2 separate regions of the Homo sapiens genome follow, and region 1 is linked to region 2. The links are chromatin contacts, found by Hi-C or POLR2A ChIA-PET in ENCODE. All regions are on one chromosome and are shown on one strand. The core of a region is the stretch at or near the end of the contact, and the rest is flanking DNA. Distances in the headings are between cores, read along the strand shown. Region 1 overlaps LOC105372651 (a long non-coding RNA gene). Region 2 overlaps PTGIS (prostaglandin I2 synthase).

Region 1 (3,023 bases), core at 133-2,632, 63 kb after region 2:
GAGCGCACATGCACAGAGGGATGACCGTGTGCAGAGGCAGCAAGAGGGTCGCCATCTGCAGGCCAAAGAGAGAGGCCTTGACGGAAATCAACCCTGACAGCCGGCATCTCGAGCTTGGACTTCCAGCCTCCAGCACTGTGAGATAATAACTGTGTTGCTTAAGCCACCCGGTCTGTGGTCTTTTGCTATGGCAGTTCTAGCGAACAAATATAGTCTCTTTCCCTGCACACCTAGAAGAGTTCCTGGGAAGATGCCCATATGCCTGGCTTGGTTCACTTCCCGTCTGTTACCAATTGCTGTGGCCACCAGATGCTGAACTCTAATCGGTCAGGCCTTGGCCAAGTGCTCATCCCTGGAGCTAGGGATGGGCTCAGCCTGCCAACCTGGGTTCACTTTTCCTTGTTTGATTAAAAATTTTAATTTAAAGCAAGTGACGGCTGGATGCAATGGCTCACTTCTATAATTCCAACCTTTTGGGAGGCCAAGGTGGAAGGATCACTTCAGCCCCAGAGTTCGAGACCAGCCTGGGCAACACAGCGAAACCTCAACTCTACAAAAAATATTTAAAACTTAGCCAGGTGTGGTGGCACCCACCTGTGGTCCCAGCCACTTGGGAAGCTGAGGTGGGAAGATCACTCGAGCCTGGGGGATCAAAGCTGCAGTGAGCTGTGATTGCACCACTGCACTACAGCCTGGGTAACAGAGCGAGACCCTGTCTAAAAAAAAAAAAGAAGAAAGTGAGGTCGAACCTGTGGCTAACAAGGGGATAATTTACATGTCTGAGCTCAAGTTCAGATGTACAAGTTGGATTCTCTTTTCTTTTTTGGGGGGTGGGGACAGAGTCTCACTCTGTCGCCCAGGCTGGAGTGCAGTGGCGTGATCTCGGCTTACTGCAACCTCCGCCTCCCGGGTTCAAGCGATTCTCCTGCCTCAGCCTCCCGAGTAGCTGGGATTATAGGCACCCGCCACCATGCCCAGCTAATTTTTGTATTTTTGGTAGAGATGGGGTTTCACCATGTTGGCCAGGCTGGTCTTGAACTCCTGACCTCAAGTGGTCCACCCGCCTCGGCCTCCCAAAGTGCTGGTATTACAGACGTGAGCCACTGCACCTGGCCATCAAAATTAGAAGTCTTTTTAAAAGTCCCTTTGATCCCACCCATGGTAGGCAAACCCTACCTCAGGCATCGGGTCAGGCTGCAATTTCCAACTCATATCTGCTTTTAGCCCCTGGAGATTTCACTTAAATCCTGTGAGCTCAGCCATCTATCCCCAAGATGCAGTTCCTCCAAGATACCTGGCAGGCACCCTGGCAGGAGGGTGTCACGGTTCTCTAACCTGGCTGACTACTGAGCCTCTGGGCTCCATGAGGACAGGATGTCTCTCTCACTCGCTGCTAGCCCAGTCCCTGGCACAGCCCTGGGGCTTGGCAAATATTTGTTGAATGAATAAACAGGCTGTGGCTTATAAGCTGGTTCAGATTCCAGCTCCCCACTCACTCCGCATGGAAGAATCACTTCAATCCTCCAAGCCCCCCGTTCTTCATCTGCATGGGGGATATTTTGTTGTTATTGTTGTTTTTTAAACTTGGGATTTTTTTTTTTTTGAAAAATAGAACAGATACAGATACAAAAACCACACAGCATAAGCATGTGACTTAATGATTTATTATAAGGCAACTGAACACCCTCGTGACCACCTCTAGGTCAAGAAATGTAACTTTGCCTGCCACCCCTGGAAACCCCTGCAGAACCCTGTCCTCTCAAAGCCCTGCCCCTCCCAAAAGTCACTGCTACCCTAAGTGTTATGGATATCACTTGTGTTTCTTTCTTGTTTTACCAACCATGTGAGCAGCCCCAGACACTATACTTAATCTTGCCCACTTTTTAAAAACTTGATGTCTCTTTTAGTTTCTATTCCTCCTCCATCCCTTTCTTTTCCTTACAATTTACCTGCGCAGTACCTGGGCCATTTAACCTGCAGAGATCCCTGGGTCTGGGTTAGGCTGATGACAGCACCGTGTCATGGTTCAACACGTTCTGTCCTTGGGATTTTCTGTAAAACGGCAGCTGGATCCTGAGGCTACACCAGGGATGTTTCCAAGCTTCTGCCCTCACGGGTCGTGGTGAGAATTGAAGGGGGATGGGTGAGTGTTTGATATCAGCGAGCAGCCCCCAGAAGCAGCCGCCAAGGCTGTTCGGAGATGCTCACGAGGCCTGAACATGGACAGCCCGAGGGACATCCCATCTCAACAGTCCATCCTGGCTTCTCTCCCCACCCAGACCCACCCACCCCACTTTGGGAAAGTTCTAGGGCCATGGCTGGCTCATCCCAGCGAGAGCTGGCAGCAGAATGGCCTGTAATTTTAGCTGTTTCTCTTCCCTAAAATTATTTCCCATCTGGAAATGGTTTCCCAACCCTGCCCAGGAAAGAGTTGGTGGTGCAAGGAACATTTTTCTATTAAAAAAAAAAAATAGGGGCCGGGCACTGAGGCAGGAGAATCGCTTGAACCCGGCAGGCGGAGGTTGTGGCGAGCCAAGATCGTGCCACTGCACTCCAGCCTGGGCAACAGAGCAAAACTCCGTCTCAAATAAATATATAAAACCAGCCACCAAACACTGAATCTTTGCAGCCCAGGCTCTGGAGGCCTGGCTGAGTGCCAGCTGTATACCCTGCCTTGAGGGAACTCTGTCAGCGAGGAGCAGAGGGTGAGAGGGCATAGTCAGGGCTCTGCTGCCAGGATACCCCCACCCACCCAGTACATTCGGACAAGGACTTTGTTGCAGGGCCTGGGACAGCCCCAGGCGAGCTGAGAAGGATCCGACCTGGGGTTGAGTGGCCTGCCCAGCTGCTGCCACACTCGAGGTCTGTGGGTTATTCTAGGTCCCACAGGGCATGAAATCACAGAGCAGAAGTTCTTCCTATGGGGATTCTCTTGCAGCTGCTCTGAGCATTTCAAGAAAAAAAAAAAATCCCTGCCGCTAACATCTCCCCATCACCTCGCTAATTCTCTTCTTTCTTTCCTT
Region 2 (3,094 bases), core at 112-2,611:
AGGGGCTCTGGGAGGCCCGAGAAGGAGGTCAGGGCCTGGTCAAGTGTGAAAAAGGGTAAGACATGGGAGCTAGCATGAGCTCTCATGTGCTCTCACTGAGGCACACTTACGCACACGCACACGCACACACACAGGACCACGCTCAGAGGACGCGCCTTCACCTCCAGCCCCCTTTAAATGCCCCAGGAGTCCAGCCCCAGCCCAGCGGGCTGACCTCAGTCCTGGGAGGGAAACTGCAGGCTTTCATTTTGTCATCTCTGCCTCAGCAGAGAGTCACAACAAAGAGACGCAACCAAAGCCCCGGGGCCTCACCCTCTCACCCTCCCCTTGAGCTCCTGGATCCCTGTGCAGACAAAGACCAGAGACCAGGATCTCTCAGGAGAGGGGTTTTCCCAGATGAAGAGAGAATGGAAGCAGGAATGAGGGTAGGTGGGGGCCGAGAGAGGCCTGCGTGGTCCCTGCTCTGTCCCTCACCTGCACAGTGGTGGCAGAAGTTGTAAAGGTGCAGCCCACACACTGGATTCAGTCCACAAATGTGTTTTATCAAGGGAGTTCCTAAAAACAAACTAAAGCTTCCTTCAAACATTTGGGGAAACTCACACAAAATCCGGATTTCCTGCTCATCTCATCTTGAAAAAGGAATCTGGCTGACCTGCGGTCCCACCTGGAAACCTAGCAGGAGCAGAGTTGCAGCCGCCCCTTTTAGACAGACACGTGCTTGCCAGGCCACTGCGGTACTCCCAAGGCCCTGTGGTCTCGGTGACACTGCAGTTGACACTGGTCATCATTTATCATCACACTTGCACTGTTGTTTTTTGCTAACTCAGAGAACCATTTCCCGGTACATATATTTCTACCAAAACAGGCAATGAAAAATAAACCAAAAAAGTAAACCGGCCGGGAGAGGTGGCTCACGCCTGTAATCCTAGCACTTTGGGATGCCGAGGTGGTTATATCACCTGAGGTCAGGAGTTCGAGACCAGCTTGGCCAACATGGTGAAACCCCCTCTCTACTAAAAATACAAAAATTAGCTGGGCATGGTGGCGGCACCTGTAGTCCCAGCTACTCAGGAGGCTGAGGCGAGAGAATCGCTTGAATCTGGGAGGCGGAGGTTGCAGCGAGCAGAGATCGCGCCATTATTGCACTCCAGCCTGGGCGAAAGAGCGAAACTTTGTCTTTAAAATAAAATAAAATAAAATGAAGGAAAAGAAAACAAAAAGAAAAAGTAAACCCAGAGGACCACAAGGTTTTGCTCTGTGGAAGCGAAGCCGGCAGCTCCATATCAAAAGAGCACGGCTGAAGACAGGATAATCCCATATGTAAATACACACACGACCCACAGGCGGCGCTAGAGCCACAAAGAAAAATAAAGCTGAACCAAGCTGGGTCACAGGAGGGAGCCATCACGAAAATGGGACTCAAGAAAGACCTCTCTGAGCAGGTGGCGCTCGCGATAAGGCTTAAACGAAGTGGGGTGGGAGCCACGCAGACCTGTGGGGAACAGCATTCCCAGGCAAGGGAACAGAAATAGCAAAGGCCACAAAGAGAGAGCGTGCCTGACCTGCTCAAGGGGCAGCAGAGAGGTAGGTGGGAGGAGGGGAGGCCAGGGCTACAAGGTGAGGACAGAGGAGAACTTTGGGTGTGACTCAGTGAGGCCAGGGCCAACACAGGCCAGGCTGGTGGGTGTAAGAGGTGGCACCTCACAGTTCGGGCTGCCTGAACCGGCACCCCTTTCACCTCTGTGTCCCTCCCATCCAACTGGCCCATTCTCTTTGTATTTCAGGGGCTGCTGATTGATGGCAGTGGAAAGGCCTACAGCTGCCAAGCCAGGGGGCAGGAGCTCCAGCCCAGGCCTCAGGCCCTGAAGACACAGTTACCGGGTTACAGGTATGGATTTACGTCTGATTCCCCCTGAGCTGATTCCCCTGTGCCTGCCGCTGTACCATGGAGCCTAGCCAGACCCAGCTGCCCCTGAGCCTGCCTCTCCCCAGCCTATCTCTCTCTGACTTCTTTGTCTGCACAGGGACCCAGGAGCCAGGAGACCTGGGAGGATCACTACTGTGAACTTGCTGGGTGGTTTCAGCTGGCCCTCTCTGGACCTCAGTCCCCATCATACAATGCAGGGTGGACCAGACCAGCATCACCCACACCAATTACAGCCCTTGACACTGTTTGCACCACCCCAGGGCAAAACAAAAAGAATGGGGACTGTTCGTGTGCTGAGAGCTGTGGCTGAGAGTGCAGACTCTGGGACCAGCCCTGTCCTGACCCCAACACAGGCCTCTGGGCAAATGACTCAGGCTCTCCAGGTCTCAGTTTTCTCATCTGTCAAATGGAATATGTAAAGTCCTAGCCTCCTAGAGCGATTGTGAGCATTAAAAGAGCTGAGACACGCCGAGTCTACACATATGCACACACATATCATAAATATACCCACATGCCCATATGTGTCAACGAATGACTGCCCTTTATCCTAGAACTATGTTGCTCTAATTTCTTGGAGGGGTTGAAATGTCCTTTTTTAAATTAAATTTAAATTAAATTAAATTCTGGTTGGTTAAGGGCATCACTAAAATCAGGGAGCTGTCCTTAACACCACTCTATCCCTCTCACTCACGCCCACGCTCCCCCATCCCCACCGCTGCCCCAGTCAAATCTTCCGGCAGAGCCAGTGAACTCTATCTCCAAAAGCTACCCAAATTCTCACCACCTCCCTGGGCCACCACCATTCTCTCACCTTGGTGACACCTGGCAGCCTCCTGCTAGGTCCTCCTGCCTCCCTCTCCACCCCTCCTTACCCCTACAGTCCATCCTCCATCCAGCAGCCAGAGGGGGCTTTCAAACTAAGTTAGATCATGTCCTGCCCCTGTGCAAACCCCTGATGTCACCCGATCTTACTCAGCATAATTTCCAAAGCCTTCCCTGACCTCCCGACTGCCTGAGGCCTGCTTCTGCCCACTTCTCTGACCTCCTGTCCACCTTCCCTCCTTGGCTCTTTATGCTGTAGCCACACTGGCCGTCTCTCTGAGCTTCCTCCCACCTCTGGGCCTTTGCACCTGCTGTTTCCCCTGCCTAGAGTGTTGGCGTGGTGGG

Evidence for each region. A loop is a pair of places that touch in the nucleus more often than their neighbours do. ChIA-PET counts read pairs that join two places held with the same protein, here RNA polymerase II (POLR2A). Pooled maps may share reads with other maps.
Region 1: a map of tibial artery shows a loop between it and region 2 (13-fold over the local background). The contact joins two enhancer-like sites. A Hi-C loop is called at or near these places in 134 of 168 maps with a recorded cell type or tissue (A673, B cell, CD14-positive monocyte and 77 more), 37 of 37 single-sample maps with no recorded cell type and 50 of 50 pooled maps. POLR2A ChIA-PET finds 5 or more read pairs at or near these places in 25 of 52 experiments (A549, A673, AG04450 and 17 more).

The regions. Positions count from the first base shown.
Region 1 is chr20:49,603,274-49,606,296 of GRCh38, forward strand. LOC105372651 (a long non-coding RNA gene) reads left to right here. Exons shown (of 4, transcript XR_001754713.2): 4 at 1-365. Among named protein-coding and RNA genes, the nearest start is that of PTGIS, 37 kb to the left of the region's middle. Within about 2 kb of position 1,383, at least 7 of the 41 ENCODE cell types and tissues checked have a DNase peak (open chromatin) inside an H3K27ac peak, as active enhancers do; they include ascending aorta, tibial artery and uterus, where a contact is called at or near this core.
Region 2 is chr20:49,540,555-49,543,648 of GRCh38, forward strand. The region is part of intron 4 of PTGIS (prostaglandin I2 synthase); the gene reads right to left. Among named protein-coding and RNA genes, the nearest start is that of PTGIS, 26 kb to the right of the region's middle. RefSeq lists an enhancer at 1,247-1,296 and a silencer at 1,752-2,028. Within about 2 kb of position 1,362, at least 3 of the 41 ENCODE cell types and tissues checked have a DNase peak (open chromatin) inside an H3K27ac peak, as active enhancers do; they include ascending aorta, tibial artery and uterus, where a contact is called at or near this core.